5 separate regions of the Homo sapiens genome follow, and regions 1, 3, 4 and 5 are each linked to region 2. A link is a contact called in ENCODE Hi-C or POLR2A ChIA-PET data. All regions are on one chromosome and are shown on one strand. Each heading gives the region's core, a stretch centred on a gene start or an enhancer-like site at or near the end of the contact. The rest is flanking DNA. Distances are from core to core; before and after follow the strand shown. Region 1 overlaps ANKRD55 (ankyrin repeat domain 55). Region 2 has its middle 85 kb from the start of ESM1. Region 3 has its middle 86 kb from the start of C5orf67. Region 4 has its middle 63 kb from the start of C5orf67. Region 5 holds the start of FST (follistatin).

The links. A loop is a pair of places that touch in the nucleus more often than their neighbours do. ChIA-PET counts read pairs that join two places held with the same protein, here RNA polymerase II (POLR2A). Pooled maps may share reads with other maps.
Region 1: a loop to region 2 is called in a map with no recorded cell type, with 8 times the contacts of the local background. The contact joins two enhancer-like sites. A Hi-C loop is called at or near these places in 2 of 37 single-sample maps with no recorded cell type and 2 of 50 pooled maps.
Region 3: a pooled map shows a loop between it and region 2 (13-fold over the local background). The contact joins two enhancer-like sites. A Hi-C loop is called at or near these places in 5 of 37 single-sample maps with no recorded cell type and 4 of 50 pooled maps.
Region 4: a map with no recorded cell type shows a loop between it and region 2 (14-fold over the local background). The contact joins two enhancer-like sites. A Hi-C loop is called at or near these places in 3 of 37 single-sample maps with no recorded cell type and 3 of 50 pooled maps.
Region 5: a loop to region 2 is called in a map with no recorded cell type, with 4 times the contacts of the local background. The contact joins the promoter of FST here to the enhancer-like site in region 2. A Hi-C loop is called at or near these places in 1 of 37 single-sample maps with no recorded cell type and 1 of 50 pooled maps. POLR2A ChIA-PET finds 5 or more read pairs at or near these places in 1 of 52 experiments (WTC11).

What each region holds. Positions count from the first base shown.
Region 1 is chr5:56,145,755-56,150,593 of GRCh38, reverse strand. All of the region lies in intron 6 of ANKRD55 (ankyrin repeat domain 55), which reads left to right. It also overlaps the pseudogene RNA5SP184. Among named protein-coding and RNA genes, the nearest start is that of ANKRD55, 85 kb to the left of the region's middle. RefSeq lists a cis regulatory region at 1,624-2,124. Within about 2 kb of position 1,918, at least 4 of the 41 ENCODE cell types and tissues checked have a DNase peak (open chromatin) inside an H3K27ac peak, as active enhancers do.
Region 2 is chr5:54,898,280-54,902,914 of GRCh38, reverse strand. No RefSeq gene overlaps it. Among named protein-coding and RNA genes, the nearest start is that of ESM1, 85 kb to the left of the region's middle. RefSeq lists a silencer at 3,086-3,243. Within about 2 kb of position 1,419, at least 2 of the 41 ENCODE cell types and tissues checked have a DNase peak (open chromatin) inside an H3K27ac peak, as active enhancers do.
Region 3 is chr5:56,689,717-56,694,229 of GRCh38, reverse strand. No RefSeq gene overlaps it. Among named protein-coding and RNA genes, the nearest start is that of C5orf67, 86 kb to the right of the region's middle. Within about 2 kb of position 1,694, at least 3 of the 41 ENCODE cell types and tissues checked have a DNase peak (open chromatin) inside an H3K27ac peak, as active enhancers do.
Region 4 is chr5:56,667,147-56,671,930 of GRCh38, reverse strand. No RefSeq gene overlaps it. Among named protein-coding and RNA genes, the nearest start is that of C5orf67, 63 kb to the right of the region's middle. RefSeq lists an enhancer at 1,436-1,485 and a silencer at 1,435-1,729. Within about 2 kb of position 1,775, at least 15 of the 41 ENCODE cell types and tissues checked have a DNase peak (open chromatin) inside an H3K27ac peak, as active enhancers do.
Region 5 is chr5:53,478,989-53,483,486 of GRCh38, reverse strand. It overlaps FST (follistatin), which reads right to left and starts at 2,858. Exons shown (of 6, transcript NM_013409.3): 1 at 2,611-2,858; 2 at 416-607. The coding sequence starts at 2,695. RefSeq lists an enhancer at 1,556-1,625.

The sequences.
Region 1 (4,839 bases), core at 669-3,168, 1.2 Mb before region 2:
GGGTCTCACTCTGTGAGGCCAGAGTGCAGTGGTGCAATCTCAGTTCACTGCAACCTCTGCCTCCCAGGCTCAAGTGACTCTCCCACCTCAGCCTCCCAAGTAGCTGGGACTACAGGCGCATACCACCATACCCAACTAATTTTTTTTTTTTCTGTAGAGGCAGAGTTTCACCATGTTGCCAAGGCTAGAAAACATTTTAAAGACCAAATTTATGATAATAACATATAAGGTTGTTTATTAATGCGTTAAATAAGATTTGATGGTAGGAGCACAAACTGCTACAATTGTTGAAGTAGTGAGACATGTAGTGATCTGCAATCACTAATGTAATAGCACTGTACCTATAATTTATAGAGGTGGCAAAGTCACAGGTACTGTTTATACTACTGTGGGTTGTTGCCTATATTCATAATTGAAAAAGATGTTAAATTTCAATTAGAAGTTAGTGAAAATAGGCCGGGCGCAGTGGCTCACGCCTGTAATCCTAGCACTTTGGGAGGCCAAGGCAGGCGGATCATGAGGTCTAGGAGTTCAAGACCAGCCTGGCCAATATGGTGACGCCCATCTCTACTAAAAATACAAAAATTCAACGGGCGTGGTGGCTCGCACCTGTAGTCCCAGCTACTAGAGAGGCTGAGGCAGGAGAATCTCTTGAACCCAGGAGGTGGAGGTTGCAGTAAGCCGAGATGGTGCCACTGCACTCCAGCCTGGGTGACAGAATGAGACTCCGTCTCAAAAAAAAAAAAAAAAGAAGTTAGTGAAAATAAAGATGTAATTATTTCTCTGATGAAACTCACACATCCTTATTTCTATCCATGGATAGAGCTCTTGCTCTAGTGGCAATTTCCAAAAAAAAACCTCCCAAAAGTATTTTGAGCAATGAGTAGAATAATTGTATAGCCTCCCAAGGTGATCTCCTTGGAACAGGAAGATTGTTTTATTTTAATTATTCAACAAATATTTGTTCAGTACCTGCCATGTCTCATGTGGGCTTCATCCCTGCTATGATGGAGTTCACAGTTTAGTGCAGAAGAATGTAGATGTTCTTTTTTTGTTGAAAATTAAATCTATCAACTTAGGCTTCTATTCTGAAGGCTTTGTTTTATAAGTTTGTTCTTGTTAGAATTGGCTCCTAGACTTCTATGGCCTAAGTTCGTTTTATTGTTTTTCTTGTCTGATTTAAATTATGAAAACTCCCATTCTAAAGTCTTTTTTTAAAAATGTCAGACATATTATTCTTATAATTATTACAGGGAGAAAGTGAGAGTTTTTAAAGAGTGTCGTTATTAGCAGCCCTTCCTAGTGCCCTAAAATCCAACCTCAGAGTATTCTTGGCCTTCAGTTACAGTCTTTGGCTATCGTGATGCTCACCGTCTATCTACTCAGTTTAGGAAATTCCAAAACAAAGACAATGAATTAATTTACTAAGCTTTCTGATGTATAAGATTGTTTTTCAAATAAAAATGAAAGAAAATGGCTTTCATTACTGTACTTGTAACACCATCTAGTTTTTAAAACTAGATCTACTTTTAAAGTACATATTAATTCCAATTTTTTATCTAAGGGAGACCCTCTATCACTTTTGTTGGGGGTGATCATATATGATTAGAGGATTAAGTATGTTAATTTTTAAATGTCAACCAGAGCCAAGCTGCTGGAAATTCTAGATCCTTCAAAGCATCTGGAATTGTTTACTGACCTCTCAGCCAGCAGACACCTGCTATAATTCTTAACCCTCCCCCTCCACCACCCCACCCCGAACCGCCAACCAAGACGGGGAACAAACCAAGCACCCAGCCACATCAACATTTCTCTCTGTGTGCCTTTCAGTGTTGTCTAGAGACACTCTAAAAGTACAGTTCTGAAACATGAAACCTGCTAAGCACTAAAGCAGATTTCTGGTTCAGAAAACACAAAAGTGGTTTTGAAAAAAAAAAAATGTTCTGAGAAGCTGATAGGACTTGTAAGCCTTTAACTGAAATTGTGGTGGCACAGGTTCAAGGCGCAGAATTACTCATCAACACAAGACACTGTTCCAAAGCAACCCTACTATGCACCCAACAGTTAGAACATACATTTTGTCTTATCAGCAATCTAAAATCAGATCCCAAGTCAACCAAAACTTAACATTTCCCCTCAAAACATTCTGGAGAGCTTATATTTTTAACTGAATATGTGTTCCTCCTCACTCTTTGAGCCAATCAATACTTTTTGATTTTCAGAAGAGTAGAATTCTCCCGTCACCAGGGCCATCTGGGTGTTTGTTGCAACATGCCTGATAGTGACTGCTAGATTGTCAGCTCCTAGATGCTTCGAAGGCTCAGTTTATCCCTCAGTGAAACTCCAGGAAGTAACTGGTTGGAAAGGTCTCCATAACTTGGACACAGATGGCTGTCTTATCCAACAGACTCTGATTTTATATTCCCTATGAGTCCAAGTGATCTTTGATAAGCTGCAATTCACTAATTAATTCTTCCAGTAAGCATTTCTTGAACACTTACTGTGTGCTCAGTGCAGGGAGCATACCATGCTGAATATGCCACAGCATCTGCCTTTATGTGCATCACAGCTTAATCGTGATTTCTGTCACTGCTTAGTACAGATACCAATTGCTAAGCCTGATGTTTGCCCCTTAACTGGTCACCAGAATTTTAACATAAGACAACTACAATTTCTGCGGGCCCAACAGAAGTTGAAGAAAGAAGAAGAAGAAAGGAGAAGGAAGCAGTTGTAGGAAAATGTTCCTAAATAAAGTGTGCAATACCAACCGCTGCCTTTGAGCTGCTTTTGAAAGCTTTGGTTTTCACATTATTAACTCTAAGAGGATTTATTCTTATTTCTCATCAGCCCAAATGAAAAAAAGAAAAAGAAAAAAAAGCGGCAGGAAATTTCCCTTTACTTGACTGAGTGTTCACAGCCCATTTATATTGCACAAGTATTTAGAAAAGTAATGAAGTAATTTGGGTCTTGATTTGGAGCCATTCAGAGGATCACCAGTTATTTTCAAGATGTTCTCAAGTTTTGTGGTGACGGTGAACTGGGTGGGAGAATATGTATTATGTATGTGTATATATCTTATAAAAATAAATGTTTGCCAACTGCACTTTCAGGAGGACCCTTGAGGCAATGCCAAATGAAACAAAAATATAGGGTACCAATCCTTACACTAGTAAGAACCATCATTTTAGAAAGTAAGACAACCTTGAATCCAGCTACAATTACAAAGAAAGGAATTTTTTAGCATCTGAGCTCATTCCCAAAATGAAATTCTACCACCATGATGTGTGGAAAGAACATTTTTTTCTCCAGAGTCAGAGAAACAAGTATTGAACCCTAGCTCTACCATGGACTCAGTCAATGGCCTTAGGCAAATTACTTAATCTGTATTTCAGTTTCCTTGCCTGTAAAATAGGCTTAAAACTACTAACCCCTTAGGATCATGTAAAGATTCTATGAGATAGAATATACAAAGCTCTTGGCACCAAGTAGGTGTATGAAAAATGATAGCACTCCTCCCACCCCACCCCTTCACCAAACTATGCAAGAGTTGGGTTTTGTGGGGGGGTTTCTTGCGGTTGTTTAAAGAGAATAACTCTTAAAGTCTGAAACTGTATTTAGGAGACAATAATTAACACTGCATTACCATTGTTTAATTCACAACCACATTTTCGCACTGAATTCCCACATCTCTAAATCATACTTCTGCATATACTCATTGCCATCTACCTCACGTTTGACAGTGCAGTGGTCTATGGCCAGAACCACCCTGAACGCACCTGACCTCAGAAGTTAAGCAGGGTTAGGCCTGGTTAGTAATTGGATGTGAGATAGTACAGTAGTACAAAGGACAAGATTGTTTGGAGCACTCATCAAAAATCCTGACAAGTTTCAGCTAATGAGTTGGTAACAATGATCATATCAGACAAGTTCATTGTCTATAAAGGAGAGGTCATGTTCTGCCTTTCTTCTGTGTATGATTTTAAAAAGCAAAGCCAAATTTTTACGAAGAAATTCGGCCGGGTGCAGTGGTTCACTCTTGTAATCCCAGCATTTTGGGAGGCTGAGGTGGGCTGCTAAGGTCAGGAGCTCGAGACCAGCCTGGCCAACATGGTGAAACCTGTCTCTACTAAAAACTACAAAAATTAGGCAGGCGTGGTGGCGGGCACCTGTAATCTCAGCTACTTGGGAGGCTGAGGTAGGAGAATCCCTTGAACCTGGGAGGTGGCAGTTGCAGTGAGCCGAAATTGCGCCATTGCACTCCAGCCTGGGCGACAGAGCGAAACTCCATCTCAAAAAAAAAAAAAAATCAGTGGAGCATAGTAAGTCATTCGTTCCGTTAATAAGTGTTTACTCAGCATCTATAATGTGCCTGGCACCATTCTAGGATCTAGGAATTCAGACTGGCAAACAAAGGCCCTGCTCTCATGCAACTTACGCTCCAGTAACTTGAAAAGTTTTGGCACTTCGTGATGAAGCCAATGACTTCATTTCATCACTTCATTTGCAATGAAGCAAATGGGACTAAGAACTGGGAAACGGGCTATCCATGCATTATTTTTAAAATATAATTTAATTTTAAAATATAATTCCCTTGTGTTAGATTTCTAACCCCAGTGTGCCCAGTTAAAAATGAAGAGGACCAATTAGAATGTACTGAGGTATTCTGATTTCCAAGTAAATATTCAGCTATTGGAATAAGAATAAGAAGTTCCATTGCTTTTATACCAGCATTGTTTTTCATATGGAACCAATTTCTTGAAATATCCTCAAGAGTATCTCTGGAGGTTCACTGTCATATGATACTTGAAACTTGAAAGCAAACCATAATATAGGAATTTA
Region 2 (4,635 bases), core at 170-2,669:
ATGCTGCACAGTGAGCAAATGAACTAAATCACAAGTTGTGCTGAGCCAGAGAAATAGGAGACTTCTTGGAAGTACACAGCTGTTGTCTAATTTTCCCAGTCTCTTCCAATTCAAGCAGAGAAGTGTGTTGAAAATCTGTGTGTGTGCATGTGTACGCGTGCCAGAGAGAGGGGGAGAGAAAGAGAGAATGCCAATTGCTTTATTTTGGAAGGAAGATGAGGGCTACCCAGAAGTGAGAAACATTAGTGTTTATTCCTATTTTAACAGCAGACATTCAATGTTCTACGGCCTGTAGGTTAATTTACTTTAAAATAATGTGTTTAAGATAGATAGCAGATTTTAGGTACTTATCACAAACAAAAAAGAAAAAGAAAGGTAACAAAGATGATGGGCATGTTACCTCATTTGATTGTAGGAATCACTTCACTATGCATACGTGTATCAAGATAAGTATATCAAAACACCATGTTATACACTTTAATATATATAATAAAGCAACAATAACAAATAACGTAATTTGTATAAACTATATAATTTTTGTGTACAAGTTAAATCCATCATTTTAGAGGTGATTAATAGTCTTTGAAATCATGAGGTTATTAATTAGCTATGCAGAATCCTAAACAGAAACTTAAACCTCAAAAGCGAATTTCTTGGCACTTACTGAAATAAAGCCTGAGAGCATTAGTAAGTTAGCAGAAGGGATGTCAGAAATAATTTTAAGTGCTGAAATTCATGGAAGCTTAGTACAGGACTCACTGTCCTTTCACGAACATTCAGTGGCATATGTGAATGAAGGTTAAGAATCTGGTCAGCCCAGGACTTTAACGACTGCTTTCCAGGTTGAAAATTCCTTGGCTTCTTCTTTCACGGGCTTCATGGAGGATTTTTGTCACCAATTTGACTACAAAGATGAGCATTCACTCACCCTGGAATGTGCCTTTCATGTAAGGGGTGATTGTGCAGCTAAGGCAGAGAGTGGGACCTCTTCTGCTACATGCAGGCTGTGGGACTGAATTGTGACTTTAGGTGGAATTTGCCCCTTTTGTTGTTCTGCACCTGATGGTGAGAGTGTGGTGAAGGGAACGTCTAACTCCACCCACTTAGAACCTCCAGAGGATCATCAGCTTTTGATATTTACCAGAAAAATAGCCTGATGTTTGCTGAATGGCCAAATGGACTTAGGCTAGTTTGCAGCAGTGCAAGCAGCAGCTGCTCGATGGTAACGCAGGACGGGGAGCTGGTGAAGACGTTTTGTTCAAAAGCCTCATTTTGCAATACAGGCTTTCTGAGGAGGAGGGAGGCTGGACTGTGTTCTGTGAAGCAACTGTCTGATACAGTGAGTCACAGTCAGGAGGGTCTCTTGGCTTCTGAGAAAGGTTTAATGATGAGCCATGAGCTGCAACCTCCCTGGACAGAGGATGTGGACACGCCACAGCTGTTTCTGGGCTACTGCTGCATCAGACGCCGTTTACCCAGCAGCTGAGCATGACAGATGCCTTGTAGGTACCGGGCACAGTGCAGGTACCTACAGTACCTTGTATTTACCTTGACTCAGGGTATGGGAGGTAGCATAATGTGGTGGCTAAGGGCTTTGGTTTCAGAGACTTGGCTTTTCGTCCTGACTCACTGATAGGAAAGGAAGAGAAGCAGGAAGGAAATTCACTCCTTATTCCATGGGTTCTTGAGTCAGAACTTATTCTTTCTATTTTGTAAAAATAGAAGCTGTCACCCCATTACTAAATAGGAAGGAGGGATGATGGGGTTACAGGGCTAGAAGAATGAGAGAAACCCTGTGTCATTCAGAATGTCAGCTCCCGCAGTTTTCGCAACTGCTCCTGTTACTGTGTGGCCTACGATGAACATCTGTATGGATTGGACTAATGGACTAATCCTGCATCTAACCTTGGCTGAAGGAAGTACCTCGTATGGCCTTGAGTCTCCAGAGCTGCCTGTCAGAAGAAACAGAAGAAATCCCCACTGGCTGCTGTCAATCCACTGACTTGCTTTAACTTTCTTCCTTCATTGTAAAGTCTTGCTCCCAAATGCTCTGTGAGGACACTCGTTGAAGTGGCTATCATTGATTTATATTTCTGTGTGAGGAATTCCAGCCCCTTTCTTCAGGGTAGGTTTTTACTCTGAGAAATTATGAAGATGGCAGAGGAATAGAAGGGTCCCCATGGGAACAAAAGCAGGACTGGCATTTGGGGGTATTAAGATACACACTTTACTGACTTCTAAATTTTCCTTGAGGTCTCTGAGTTCTGCTGTAAAATAGTTTGGCTGGCTTTCCATTACTCTCCTATGAAAATGGTAAACTGACAACTTCAAATAGAAAAAAATTTCATATTAATTTCTTCATTTCTTCATCAACTACTTATTGAGTACATGCTGTGTCAGCTGCTGGTCCAGACCCTGGGGAGATAACACAGCATCGATGGTCACTTGGATTAGAGCAGCAACAGAGATGGAGAGAAGCAGATTGATTTGAGTCATGTTTAGATGTAGGGCTAACAGGACTTTGGGTATAAGGAAAAGAGATGAATGAGTGTTGATTCGTAAGGTTTGGACTTGAACCATGAGATAGATGGTGGTGCTATTACAGAGATGAAGGGGATGAGAGGAGGACCAGGCTTGCAGAGCAGAAGTCAAGGCTTCCATTTTTGTCACATTAATTTTGAGATGACTATTTGACAACTGGGGGAAAATGGCAAGCAGGCCTATCTTATTCAGTTCAGGCTGTCATAACATAAGGCCCCATGGACTGGGTGGCTTAAATAACAAACATTTTATTTCTCATAGTTCTAGAAGCTGGGAAGTCCAAGATCAAGGTGCCTGCACATCCAGTGTCTGGTGAGGGCATTCTCCTTGGTTTGTAGACAGCTGTCTTCTCATCGTATCCTCACATGGTAGAGAACAGAGAGAGGAAGCTAGCTCTCTGGTCTCTCCCAATAAGGAAACTAATCCCATTAATGTGGGCTCCATTTTCAAGATCGAATTACCTCTCAAGGCCCCCACTCCTAATACCATCACATTGAGGGTTAGGATTTCAGCATTTGAATTTGGGCAGGGAGGTGGGGGAGAAGGCCAGACATTTGGTCCATAACAAGGGCTTTGGATACACAAGTAAGGCTGAAACCCAGGGGGCCCCTCAGAACCAGAAGTATGAATTTGGGAGTCCTTTCCATGTAGTACTTCAAACCATGGGGCGGGAAAAAATTTGTAGATGGAGAAGAAGAGAGCAGGTAGGGCTGAGCTCTGAGTGCAGAGATGGCTTAGAGGACATGGAGCTAGCAGAGGAGACTAAGCAGGTGCAGTCACTGAAGTGGGAGGTTAACACAGAGCCTGTTGCTTTATGGAAGCCAAGAAAGGAAAGGATTTCAAGGAAAGAGCAGTCAGTTTGAATGCTACTGAATGTAGGGCGAGATGAGAACAGAGAGTACCATCAGGTGTGGTGATTGGCGCTTTCTGCTCTCATCTCATCCTACCTTCAGTAGCTCAGCAGGAAACAGAAATTATACTGCCCTGATTGAATGGGTGCAAAGAGAAGGGGACATCATGTGCTTCAAAGAGTTGGATCAGAAGAGTTGGGGGGAAGTTAGGTATGGTGAAGGGACTATAATATCAGGAAAGGGATTTTTAGGATTAGAATATCCTTTTTAGCTGGAAAAATAGAGAGGGGGATATTGAAGATTGCAGGAGAGAAAGAAAAAGAGAGAGAGAGACGCCTTGAAGAAGCAGAAGGGAATGGGATCTAGAGGCAAGTGGAGGTTTGCCCTGAATAAGTAACTCTAGTGCCTGTAACAAGATGCCGGGTGCAGGGATGACGAGGCTGGGTTGAGGTTGGTCAAAAAGAGACTAAACTCCAAAAGAGGTGAGAAAGCGGAGACAGTGAAAGGAAATGACGCTTTCCAAAAGAAGACTTCTTTCTCTGTGCTAAAGGAAAGGATACATGTTGGGCTACGGAAATGGGATGGAATTTGGAGTTAAAACACTTGAGTCCCAGGATTGAGACTCATCTTAAGCTACTGAGTGTAGCTTACCTGCCCAACAGATTTTTCTGAGGGGAAAAAAGGGGCAATTCACCTACTCAAAAGAATCAAGATGTAATTATTTTCTTAGAATATCTCCACAATTTGATCATGAGGGCTTATCAAAATTTCATGAAAACAGACATTGCATGAATACTCTTAGTATCCACTTATTCATTCATTCATTCATTCCACAGATAGTCATTGAAAACCCATTATGGCCCAAGCACTGCTGCAGGCATTGGGGTTGCTCAGTGACCATACCAAGTCTCTGCCACATAGAGTTTACATTAGAGTGGGAAGGAAAACTATAAATAAGGATCTATGTATACCAGATGGTTATCAATGTTGTGGAGAAAAAGCAGCTTATGCAGAATGGAGGAGCTGTTATCTATGGTGACTATGGGAGTCCTCACCAGTTAGAGTACATTTAAGCAGAGACAGCAGCATGGGACAAGCCATGAGGACGCAGATGCTCCTCATTTTACAATGGGGTTATGTCCCTAGAAGCCCATCAGGAACCTCATAAGCCTATCATAAGTTGAAAATATTGTTAGTCAACAGTGTGTTTTCAACTTACGGTATTTTCAATTTACAATGGGTT
Region 3 (4,513 bases), core at 445-2,944, 1.8 Mb before region 2:
GGAACAAACAGTTTTATTGTGAGTCCACAGAGTATCAAGCCCTGCACTGGGTGTTTTATACACATTATTTAATTTCAACATGAAGGAGAATGATGTAGGGAAAAAGAATTGGGGACCATGTGGGGAGTATAAAAGAAAATGAGCCCTAAAACTGGAGAAAGGGGATGAAAAATGTGGGAGATGCCCTACATTTATCTAGAGGGAATCTTATTTAGGGCATGGGTGGATGGATGGTGTGTATGGAACTGTTTTGTTATGCAGCTGCAGGACAGGCACTTTGCCCTGAGATTTATGTAGAACATTCCCCTTGTTTTCCCACAATGCACTCCTCATAAAGGGGCTTCCTTCCCAGAGCATGTGTAAACTGAGGTCAGAGTGTTGATTAACCATTGAGGTATCCACTTTCAATCCTGTGTTGTGTATGGCAGCGTAGGGGACAAAAAGGAAGATTGCTCATTTATTTATTTGTTTATTTTATTTATTTATTTTTTTGAGACAAGATCTCGCTCTGTCACCCAGGCTGGAGTGCAGTGGCACGATCATGGCTTACTGCAGCCTCAACCTCCTGGGCTCAAGTGATCCTGCTGCCTCAGCTTCCTGAGTGGCTGGGACCACAGGCGTGTGCTACCATGCCTGGCTAATTTTTTTAAGTGTTTTGTAGAGATGGGGGTCTCACTATATTGCCCAAGCTGGTCTCAAACTCCTGGGCTCCACCTCCCAAAGTGTCGGGATTACTGTCATGAGCCACTGTCCCTGGCCTAGTTTTTTCTTTATAGTTTAGATTTTCCCTCTGATAATTCTTCGCTTGCTATTTTTCAAATGTAATGGCAGCCTGGGGACTGGTGGGCGAGCGGTGGGGGTGCAGGATGACTCACCCAGGAGTCAAACCGAAGATCTCAGAATGTCTCTCTTATTTGTACTCTGATAAAGGCAAGTTCAGTTCATATTTATGAGAGAGTACCATAATAAAAGCAAACAAACAAAACAACAACAACAACAAAAAAAAACAAACAAAAAAACTCCCCAAAGCCAAAAAAACATTAAATCAACCTTTAAGTTCCGGTGTGGTGCAGCAGTCCTAATTTACCCTTTGTGATTTCTTTTATGTCTTGCTTCCAAATGGCAATGAACATGTCTTTCCACCACTCTGGGGAGGAAATAAGAAGTTACTCACAAAGACAGGTGGGGCTCAATCTGCAGAGCCAGGACACCTTGGACCTTGGCTGTTACAACCCAAAATACCTTTTTCGTTGTGTTTTAGATCTATACTTGTTTAAAAGTTGTTTTTAACTCATCCTCTGGGGAGCTCGGGTGATGGGGAAATAACTATTTCAACAGTTTGACCCTCTCGCATGCCCATCTTGGGAACCAGACGGCTGGGCTTGGCCAAGAATAAATGGAACTTGAGTTTCAAAACCTTCCTACCCAGTAAAGTTTCAAATTTGTAGCCTTTGAAGACAGAGAAGATGTGAAATGTAGCAAACTGCGTTGGACATTAACCAACAATTGTTTGGAGAATTCTCTTGCTTTTTTGGACAAGAAACCCTTGACAGCCATGATTTTAAAAATCCTTCTTTATAATCTTCTGGGTAACTGGGACTGTACGACCTCTGAAACCCTCTTATCTGCCTAAACATTCTTTGATCCACCCACCTTAAGCAGAACAGGAAAAGGTTTTGTTTGGTTTTGTTTTTAGGCGTTGTCGCACCCTAATGGAAACTTTTTAGGTTGTGTATTAGACTGGCCAAATTAAAAACATCTAAATACAACACCTCAAAACGTGTTGTTTATAATTCAGTGTGGAAATGAATAGAAAGTAAATTCAGCTTTGGGTTAAAAAAAGTTTTAACAAAAGTTATCTCAGTTGAGGAAACTCCATTCTGTTAATTTGATGTTCTCGTCCTTTCCAATCTCCTCACTCCCTTTTTGCTGTCGTTTGAAATCATAATCCATTGAAATCAACTAAATCTATTAAAATCTATCAAATCAACTTCTGATAACTGTTAAAATTCTTTTGTCATGTTAGGACTTCAAAAATGGCATCAGTTCAGTTACTTTGCTATTATAACCCCTTTGCGGGTAGGGAGATTAAGAAGTAATATGTAGAACAAAAGAAGAAACCACACAAGAGATGAAGAAAATTAAATTAATTTCCAGCTATGTTGTAATCTTAAGAGAAAGCAAAATGTACCTCCTAAATGAGTATCTATATATTCCATATATATGTATTTACACACACACTCACACACACACTCAATTTCCTTGGAACAGAAAATTATCAAGAGAATTTGAACTTTTAGTCAATTATCATTTCCCCAACATATGGATACCTTGTGATATATTCTTAAATAGAGGTGCTATTAGAATTTTTGGAGCTAAGTTATACTGAAAATATGACCAAACTTTAAAAAATACATAAGAATGAAGGAAATGAAACTGAATACTTACTAGGACTTCTGAAGCCTACTCTGAATTAAAATGAGGTAGAAAAAATAAACTATAGTTGCCAGGTGAGGACTCACATTGTCTCACTTGGAAATGGGGACATGAGCCCTTGGTACAATCATCTTTTTATCACTGGAAGAATTAAAGGACTTCCCACATCAGTTACTCTTTGATTGTTCCAAAACCCAAGTCCAAGTTCCTGTAATGCCTGGCAGTAACTTCTTCTGACCCAAAGTAAAGGTTAGTAGAACATAGCATTTCCAGGCTGTGATGTTAGAGGCACAAATATGACATGCTAATGTTACTTTTTAAACGTTACTCTAAGAAAAGATTTAATCTCTGCACTATTACTTGTGTTACTATCTACTGATGTAAAGAAAGCCATGACTTCTAGATTGGTGGATGGATTTTGGTGACAATCTTGAATTAGAATCTTGGCTTTACTACATTTTCATTTTGTGAACCTAGGCAAGCTAACTTCTCTGAGACATAGTTTCTTGCCTGTAAAATAGGTATAATAATAACCTCTAATGGGGTTTTGTGAGGATGGAGTGAGAAAATAGGTAAATCACCTGCTTAGTAGAGATCATTCCCCCATTGTCCTTTTCTAGGACTCACAGGTTTTTAAATTGCTAACATTAAGGATTCTCACACTTTACCATTGAAACTACTTTTTTAGGTTTCTTGGAAGTGTTTTTGTCTCTCCTGATCTTTAATATCCTTCTTCTATGTGTTTCCTTTTTCATCCCTATTCTTCCCTCCTTGATCTGATATTCACCCCAATACATATTTAAACCTCCCATCTTGGTTTTCTCTATCCAACTTTACTTTCTTCCTTTTTTCTTCCTGGCAACCAAATAACTTCTTTGATCCTGAGTACTTTATCACTCTCCAGGAACAATTCAGCTATGCATATTGCCTGTAAAAACATTATGGCATTACAAATAATTTTCAAGGAAAAAATTCTACCAATACATCCTCTTTCTGTCTCTGATCATACGCTTATATTTTAAAAATGCATTTTGTAAATAATATTTGTAAATAGTGTAGTGCAACGGAAAAAGTACAGAAAGAGGGAGATCAGTTCCTGTTCAGCTCTTGTGATCCTTGGTCGGTCCATTTATCTCTTAAAACCTCAATTTCTTCATCTGTTAAAAAAAAAAAAAAAGGCAGTTGGAGAGGTTATCCCTGTGTTCTCTTTCAGCTTTAAAAATGGTCTATGAATTGGTATCTCTATAAAAAGGCAATGTTCTTCCTATACTGGCTAACCCAGGAATGCAACTGATCACATATCATTATTTGCTTTTTTCACTGAGTTCCTTTGTGTGAGTGCAGAGAATAAGCAGAAGACAAGATTCTGTAGCACAGGTAGTAGGTAGGACATGCTGCCTGATGGGTCAGTACCCTCTTGGCCACCTTCTACCACTTGGGCCTGCTGATCTTTAGCCACACTGATGCTCTCGAATGGTTCTCTTGCTTGGTCCCCTGTAGGACAGGTCTCATAACCAAGTTTATGAAATGGCTGGACAAGATTAGAAGTTCAAGCTTTGGCCATGGAAAACAACAGATCTATTGGTCTGTGCCAGAAACAGATCACAAAAATCTCTCTGCTCTCATGAGCAGCAGCAGCAGCAGCAGCAGCAACATTTCACCAAGAGTGCAGGTCCAATCCGATGGGGATATCAGCTTCATGGGAGGCTGGGGGAGGACAGCAAGGAAGATCAGAAACAAACATGTTTAGAAAAATGTCCCCATTTTTCCACCTCAGGAATTGATTCTCAGAGTATGGTAAAATGCTTCCCTCCCCCTGAATGACAGTGAACCGAAAAGCCAGGACAGAGGTTTCTGTGTTAAAATGTTAATGTGAAGTCTCACTGTATTTTGAGTGCTTAAGGGAAAGCTAATGGGAACTTTCCAGGGAAGATGGTGGGTGTTGCTAACATGAAAATATGTATGAGAATTCCTAAATGGAGGCTTTATATGGTTCAGTTGGAGGATAATGAAATCCTAGCTTGTCGGGGATGGGTGGGTAGGGCAGAGGATGGGACTGGGTGAGAGTGGGGAGAAA
Region 4 (4,784 bases), core at 526-3,025, 1.8 Mb before region 2:
ACACAAAATGTGAAGATATGTCACATACATTTGTAGATGCAGTGTGTGCTATCTTGCTGTTGGTGACCACTAACTTTGCCTTGAGACAGGGTGTGGAGCAGAGATACATCCTTGAGGTTTGTTTTATTCTCTAAACTTGACAGTGAGAGGACAGGAAATGGTCCATTGAGAAACTGGTGACCAAAAAATGCTGAAATTCTTCTTTAACCTCAGTTCCAGTCAATTCACATTGGAAACCGCAGTGCTTTTAAATTGCGCATTCCTAATTCTCTGATTTCTCACCCCTGTGGCTTGTTTTAGGGTCTCTAGGTGTATATTCAGTCAGCTGAACCACTCGAAGGGCCTGGTCACACCTGTGTCTTACCTTTGTGCCTCCATTTCTACAAGTACAAAGACATGGAGGAAACAGAAATTTTGCTACCTCCTTTCAGTGTTAAGTTTGAGATATCCTGATAAAAACCTTCAAAAAAGGGACTGAATGTTATTATTATTTTTTAAAGTAAAGACAAGAGGTTTATGTCCTACAGTTCTGGAGTCTGGGAAGTCCAAGGTTGAGGGTCCTGCATCTCTGAATGTGAATTTTTAACAAATGTGTTGGGGCTGGAGGGTTGGGGTGAGTTGGAATGGGGACAGAGCTCTTGAAAGATGCTTATTAAATCTGCAGTCCTTTCTAACAGACTTTTACAGGTAGGAACGCTTTCTTTGAGAAAGATGCACAGAGCTTGTCCTCTTCCCTTGAAAGCCATGGGCAATGAATGATAAAGTAGTTAGTCATCACAGAGCACTGGTGACTTAACTGCTCAAATCAATAAATATTCCCATTTCCATTGACTCATTTAATGGGAAAAGAAGGTCACATGTCAAGAAAGAGGGAGGGGATGGAAGAAAGGAGAGAATGAGTGAGACAGGAATTTTGAAATGTATTAGAACGTGTTTTTTTCTAACATTTTAGTATGAAGATTCCCAAATTACAGGAAAGTTGAAGGAATTAAACAGGGTATACCCATTTACTCACAACTTGGATCCTGCAATTAATATTTTGCTATAATTGCTTTATTACCTCTATTGATCCTCTCAAGAGTAGCAGTCTGTGAGTTTTGATGAAGGCTTACTTGTGTGACCCAGTCCTAACCGGATATAAAATATAACCTTCATCTCAGAAAATTCTTTCTTGCCCCTTCCCAGGTAATCCCTGCTCCTACCTCACAGCCAGAGGCAACCACTATTCTAATTTTTAAAACTGTAGATTAGTTTTGCCTATTTTTGAATTCCATGTTAATAATACCATACAGTATGAGCTCTTTTGTATGTGAAGCTTCTTTCATTTACCATAATATTTTTGAGATACAGTCAGGTTGCTGTGTGTAGCCATTTATTTTTTAAACCACAATAATCTCTATTCATTTTTAGAGAGTCTCAGGTTAAGAGTTTCTTCTAAAAGCAACAGGAAAAATAAGCTGTTGTTTTTTTTTTTTTTTTAAGATAGGGGAGAGAGAGTTGAAAGGAACCTGAGTGAAAGGTACTTTGGCCTCTTAATTTTCATGATAAAGAAGTTGAGGCCCCGTCATTGCTCTGGGGCACGCAGACTGAGCTGAAACTGGAACCCAGGTCTCCTGATTCACGGCTTGAAAGGGTTAGGAAGGCAGCTGAGTAGGGTGGTTGTTTGAGCTGAAGCCATGTGAGAATAGAGAGTTTCGACAGAGCTTTGCTTTAGAGGATGTGAAACTACAGTAACCTCATGTGACAAAAAATCCTCCGAGGCCTTGGTATGGAGCCAGAGGAGGAAGTTTGACATGGCCTCTGGTTACCAGCTCCACCTCTGAACCCACTGGCCCAGGATGACTTATGGTGAGCTCTCTGATTTGCAATAAAACTAGACATGGGACAGAGAAAGCTTTTCTGCACCATGCACAAGGCAGGACAATGCTAAAGGAGGGGGGGGAAAAAAAAACAAGAAAGACACCTTCAGCCACATGGCCTTCCCATAGCAGGGGACCCAGAGCTGAAAATAAAACACCCAGGGAGGAAGGGATGCTGTGGTTACAGACAGAGCCTTTGTCTCCCAAGTGCATGTTCCAATTCAGCCCAGGATGACAATGACCTGGAGGTTCCTGCCTGCCAGCTGTTGGCTGGCCTTTGTGAAAGTCCCCGAGCTCCAGGCCAATGCTTAGCGGGCAGGTATCCATATCGTGAAGCCAATTGGCACTGCTGGTACCTTTGTTGATGATGTGAGCACAGCCACTGGGAACCAAGGCTGCTGGTGCACTCTTGCTACCAGCTGGCAGGTGCAAACCCATGGGCAGGTGCCCTGGGGAGAGACGGTTCATGCTGCCATGGTAACCGATAAAAAAAAGGAGGTTTCTTCAAGGTCAGTTTGCCCTTTTTTCTGCTAGAGGATATTGTGAGGAAGAAATGAATTTGTGGCAGCCCTGACTTGTGTGTAAATGTGTCCTTCATCTGTTTTGAATTGACACTTCTAATTGGATCTAATATTAGTGTCACCCACTGGGCAAATCTGGGTATTGGTGGGTCTCCTGGGCTATGTCATTGTGGACAAAGATCAAGTCACCAGAGAAGTCCCAGAAGAGACGTTCCAGTGTAAACCAAGCAGGATTGAACAAAGAATTCCAAAAGTGATTTTGAAAAGGCTGACAGTCAGGTTGGACAGGTTCTTCGGGCTATTCCAGGATGTGAAATTAATGCGGACTGTCTGAGGCGTGTCACCCTAGATGTCCTTTAGCCAAACTGTCCTAGGTGCAAGGAAGAAGGGACCCTTGTCAGCTTGCTTGGTGCCTCACGAGTTTGTCACAATGCATTCATTGTAAAGAAGCAAGCTTTCCTTATCATCATTGTCCTTCTCTCTGTAAACCTTCTGCTCATGCCTTTACCTTGGGCAAATACATTTTCTGGCTTTGATTTAAAAGTTCAGCTTCTTGATATTAATATTTCTGCGCTTCATTCTGATAAAAGTTGTTCTGACTCAGGTCATTGGCTTGGGTGTCAGTAATTTTCCCATTTAGCCTCTCTTGTGTGTTTTTCATATTCTGAGATTTCTGTTGGCAGAAATAACAGCATTGTATTAATTAATTAATTAGTAGCATTGTGTTATTGCAGGGGCTTCATGAACCCCTGGGAGAATTTTACTCTGTTCTGCTTACTGGGATGCTACCAAAATTATTTAGTACCCTGACAATCAGAAATATCATTTTTTTGGATAAACTCTAAGCAACTTGCCTGCAAGTATAACCATGGAGGTTGGCCTCAGCTTCCCAATGTACAAAATGAAAAGATTAGATTAAATGATGTCTTCAGGTACTTGCCAGCTGGTTTTCTAAGATGTTTGATTTTAACATAAAAAGAAAACCTGTGAATATATTCAACAAATAACAAATGGAATTTACAAAGCTCTGCACTGGATCCTTGTATGCAGTAAATATTTATAATTCATCTACCAAGTCTGGGTGCTGGGGCTATGGAAGCGGATACAGCATCATTTTCTATTCTGAAGGATCTCATAGCCTAATGAGGGAGGGGTCACAAGAAAAAAATTCTTCTCAAAATTGGCAGGAGTTTGAAGACAAAATTCTGCTTGGGAAAAGAACTTACCTTTTGGTTTGGAAGAGCTTCTAAACTGACATGTTTAATGTAGAAAGATAAGTCTTTTTCCCTGAGCCCCCTCAACTGGCAGGGCCATAACTAAGGTGATATTGAGTGAGGCACTTGCCTGGGATACAAAAAAAAAAAAAGGGGTCGAGGGGGATGTCAAAAAACTTCGTGGTTAAGATAAACTGCACTATAAAGTAGTCTTTTAAAAATCAAAATTAATGAAAACAAAATCCCTGATGAACAAAGGATGAAAATTTAAAATAAAGAGAGGATCTGATCCTGCATGTGTATATACCCTTTCCTCACTTTCCTCCCCCTAATCTTGGCCCTGGTTCTATTAAAATTTTATACAACTTGTAATTTGATTTTTAAAAGCATAGCATTAAAATATTAGAATATTTTAATATTAATATAATTGAATATTTTATATTAAAATATAAAATATCACAATAATATTAATTAGCATAATTAATTTTAATATTACTATTTATTAATATTAATTTTATTACAAATCTGGAGGCATCACATTACTGAACTTCAAACTGTACTATAAAGCCATTGTCACCAAGGGATGGGGGGGTGGCGAGGTATAACAGACTACACATAGGGTACAGTGTACACTGCTTGGGTGATGGGTGCACCAAAATCTCAGAAATCACCACTAAAGAACTTATTTGTGTAACCAAACACCCCTTTTCCCCCAAAAAACTATTGAAATGAAAAAGTTTTTAAAAAAGAACATTAAAAAAACTTGCCAATTTGATTTTAAAGACAATTGCATTAAAATAGTAAACTATTTTAATATTAATATTAATGTAATATTTTATATTGAAATATAAAATTTTATGCTAAAATATAAATATTAAAATAATAAAGTTTAGACAAAAAAAGAGTAGAACAGAATTTAGGGTTTTAGAAGGCTGTCAATAGAGGGAAAAAAGAAGTCTGTGGAAGGAGCCTGGGTTTCTAGAAGATGGTGGTACATAGCTGAGAAAGTCTTCATAGTGGAGAATGGTTTGTGAATATTTATGAAAGAGGTATCTAATAAGGGTTTTGAAGTTGTTCCTCACTCTGTGTTGCCTTTTATCCCCCTTTACCCACTATCCTTCAGTTAGAAATCTGATACATACAATAACCCTTGAATTTATGCTGAGTTGAGAAATAGGACGGAAGAAGGG
Region 5 (4,498 bases), core at 1,609-4,108, 1.4 Mb after region 2:
GCATGGATTAAAACCAGAGCCAGGCAGTCTGCAGGTCAGCCAGGAGGGCTTCGGGTGCCTTGCGCAATCATGCAGCCCTGAGTTTGCGCTGGAGGGGCCCCAGGCTCTCTCCTGGAATATTGGGAGTTGGTGAAAGAGTGTGGACCTTGGGCTGTGCCCCACACCCAGATCTCTCTCATTAAGGAGCACAGGTTGGTGGGTTTCACCACCACACTTGGCTAAGAAGTCTGGCGTGTATTCCCTACAGCCTGTAACAGGCAGAATTAGAGTCTGCACGGCTTACCAGGGCAAGGGACAGGAAGGGGAAGCCCAGGAACAAAGCTCTCCTACTCCCAAACCCCAGTCAGGTAGTGGGGAAGCTAAGGGTAAGACGCCCTCTACTGAGGGCCTGCAAGTTGGGAAGAAGGAGTCCTACCTTTACAGGGGATGCAGTTGGGGGCGCCCCCGTTGAAAATCATCCACTTGAAGAGTGTGTTGTCATTCACGTCCTCCTCGGTCCACGAGGTGCTCAGCCGGCCGGTGCTGCAGCACTCCTCCTTGCTCAGTTCGGTCTTGTACAGGACCTGGCAGCGGCCGTTCTTCGCTTGACGGAGCCAGCAGTTCCCAGCTGTGAAGAGACAAGGGTGGGGAGGTGGGTGAGTGAGCAGTGAGCGGTGGCAGGGCAGGGAGAGCGAGGTGGCTAGCGAAGGAGACCCGGCGGGGATGGGGAGGGGGTGAGCGTGGAGGAGGGGAAGTGAGAGAGACGCGGGAGAAAAGTAGGAAATAAATCGAAAGGGGTGGAGGGGTGGAAAAAGAAGGCAGTGGAGGGGGAAGCCCTGATCACAGAGATGGGAGGTGGGCGAGAGGGAGGGAGGGAGAGAGGGAGAAGACAGGGCGCCCCAGCCATATCAATGTCAGTTACCAGTGACCCAGACACAACACGTGCAGCTTGCATTGACTTTTACTAGACTGTTTACTTTTATTCGTCCCATTTCATAACCTGCAGAGACTCGAAGAGCAGATTAAAGAACCTGACAAAAACAGGATGCGACGGATGTTTTTACATGCTGGTTTCATGTAGGCGGGTACAGGAATTATTTGTGACAGGGGTTAAGAAAGTAAGAGAACGAGAGAGAGGAGAGAGGAGAGATGGAGGGGAGAGAGAGGGAGAAGGAAAGAGAAAGAAAGAAAGAAAAGAAAGAAGAGAAAGAAAGAAAAGAAAGAGAAAGAAAGAAAAAAAGGAAGAAAGAAAGAGAGAGAGGAAGAAAGAAAAGAAAGAGAGAGAGAGAGAAACAGATCAAGCAAAAGGCACTTCTGAAAAATGAAAGCAAAAAAGCAACCCGGCCCAGCCCGGAGCTACCCCGCGCGGCCTCCAGGCGCAGCCAGCCCGACGGGCCCGTTTTGCAATCCGCCAGACCGGAGCACGCCCGCGGCCACCGCGATCTTTCGAAATCTCCGAGGGCTGCTTTCCTCCGCGCCCACGTCCGGGCACCAGGCAGAGCCTCTCCTCTAAAGGCGGGCAACCCAGCGCAGTGCCATGCAGACGGCGAGGGGCAGTGCCCAGGAGGGCAGTTTACAACATACTTAAAATGTTAACGCTGAAGCAGGGAAAGTAATGCCTTAAGGTGGGGGGAGGGGGGAGTCTTCCTACCATTTCACGGTTATAAGTACCTATCTCATACCTAGCAAGAAATATTTGCAAGTGATTTCTCCCTCTTCCCCCTTTTTAATGTTCGGATTTGGGTCGAGAAGACTTCTCATGAATCACCAATATGACTTTAACAATCATTGGATCGCAAGCTGCTATTATTATTTTAAACATTCTGCCCAAAGACTAATTGAAATAAACAAATCTATTTTTAAAAGGCAAGCTTCAGAAATTTGCTCTTAACCCATTTCAGAATTTAAGTCAGTTATGGGCTGCTCACTGTTTTACAGAAAGCTAAGGGTCAGAAAGAAGAATGAGGCAGAGGGGAAAAAAACTGTAAAGTGCTCAAAGCACTTTGGGGTAATAATTTGGCTTTTTTTTTTTTTTTTTTTTTTTTGCGAGAATGGGGGATGGGGTTGGAAGAAGCATCCACTAGGCAGAAAGCTACTTCCCTTGAAAATCTTCAGCACCCACATTTCCAAGTTTGGGCAAAGTTTCTGAAACCACGTCCCCCAGCCACCAAATAAAATTCAGTATCTCTCCCCCAAACCCCCAGGTTTTCTTTTCTTTCTTTCCTTTTTTTTTTTTAAGTATCCAAAAGATGTGGGAGGGAGAGAGATGAGACTGCAAATGGGTCGACTGAAATCTCCAGGCTACTACTGATACTTGTTCCCTTCTTCAGAGCCAAACAGAGGAGATCACATCTAAAGTTATCATGGCCAGAACTTGGAGCATTTAACCCTAACTACTAAGACCCCAGCTCGCTCCCTTTCCTTTTTCAAGATAACCGAGCTCCAAACTCAGTTCCCAGTCCTAAAGTGTCATTGCCTACAATTTTCCCACTCCTCTCCATCCCGGAGTCCCCAAGTTGGTTCAACATCTTCCGAGAGCAGCGTTGCTCAGAACAGACCAAGTGGAGACCACAGAAAAGTCGACCCCCCTGTCCTCAGCCAAGCCTCCCCAGCGCATCCCCACTCGCTTACCCTGGGCACTGCGGTCCTCCATGAACTGGCAGAGCAGCAGCAGCAGGAGGCAAAGCCCACCCGGCTGGTGCCTCGCGCGGACCATCCTGGGGGCAGGCGCGGGGCGAGGAGCGCAGCGGCGCGGGGAGCCGGCGCGGCGGCGGGTGGCTCGGGCGAGCGGCGCGCGTCGCAGAGGCCAGCGGCGGAGGGCGCAGCGATCCCGGCGCAGCCCCGCGCTCGCCGCCGGCCGCCCGCGCGATTCAATGGACGTCAGAAGCCGGGCGCAGCCGCGCTTTAAATCTAGACGGGGGTCTCCGCGGTTTGCGGTGGGCGGTCTCCCAGTGTGTGGGGCTGTGGGAGGGCGGCCGCGAGCGAGGGTGTGCGCGGCTCCTTGGGGGTGGGGAGCTTTCAAAAGTTCAGTGTGAATCAGGTGACATTTCCCACCTTCTGGAAACCCTTCCCAATTATCTTTCGGAGGTGCCCGAAATCAAAACGGCTGGAAGGGAATCGTCGAGTTCTTATTTGCGTAGGAGCGAGAGGGAGGGGGAAGGCGACCGGGGCGGGGGTTGGGGGCTACGCGTCGGGGGTGGGGAGTGGGGAAGAACACCCACTTCAAGTCCTGCTCGCCGCCGCTCGCCGGCAGCGCCGGCGCGCCCGGGGTGGCGGGTGTGTGTGTGAGTGTGTGTGTGAGTGTGTGTGCGCGCGCGCGCGAGTGTGAGAGGGAGGGCGCGGTGGGGGCGCTGGAGGCGGTGGCGGGGGGAACCCGGGAGTTTGTCTCCGTGCTGCCTCTCCTCCGCTCCAAAGAGACTTTTGCAAACGGCCGAAGAGCCCCGGGCTGCCCAAATATCCCGCCCCGGGTCGGGTCGGAGCGCGCCGGCCTCGCGGCGGTTCCGGGCACCCGCAGCCTGGGCGCGGGACCCGCGAGGTTTTGTGTCTGGGTCTGTGAGTGCCTGACTTTGCAGCCACCCCCAGCCCAGAGGTGTTGCTAGGAACCCCGGCCCCGGCACCTTCCACCCTGGCAGAGCGCTACCGAGACGCGGCCCTTCGTCTGGACTAGTCGGAAGCAAACAAAAATGTTTAACACCTCAGGCCCGGTCTCCCCGCGGCACAGCCTCGCCCTCTCCCTTTCTTTTCTCCCCTTTCACTTCGCGGCGTCTGGAGTCGGAGCCCGGAGCGGGGGCGCCGACGTAGGCGGTCTGGCCCCCCCTTCCTCTCCCGCCTGGAGACTCCCCAGTTTCTGTCCTGTGTGCCTCTGTCTGTCTCTCAGTCTCCTCGGCTCCAATCTCTCTCTCTTTCTGTCTCGTCTTCTCTCTTTTCGCGGAATAAAAAAGATTGCAACATCCATAATGAACTTCTGTAGCCTCAGTTTATTAAGTACAGTGCCTGGCATTCTTCGCTGAAAGTTGGCGGGTCTCTCATTTATAACATTTTTGGCACCGCTGAATGAAACTGAGGAGGCGATATTTCCTTTTATATAAAACGATTACTTCACGGAAAATGCTATATTGTTTATTCCAAAGCTGCCTTTTAAATTTGTTCTTTTCGCATCTGAAGCCCGAAGGACAACAGATAGCGAAGTATGCAGACAAAATTCTTGGACATTCGCAGGTCACTGGGATTTGTTCTACGAATTTCAAATCTGCCCTTCTTCCCCCCCTGCAACTGCCCTCCCCCCGCCAGACCCTCCCCCAGTCCTCCTCTAGCCCTCCCACCCCCCATCTTCCGTCAACCTTCCCCCCTCCACAACTGCAAATAACTCAGTGATAACAGATTTTTTTCCACCAACTGCAGGAGATAGTGCTAATCTTTTAATAAAAGATCCCATTACAATGGGATCTGTCTGGACAGACTATAATAGATCCCGAAATACAGCCGTGCTAATATTAGAAGACAGTTGTTTGGGTGCCTC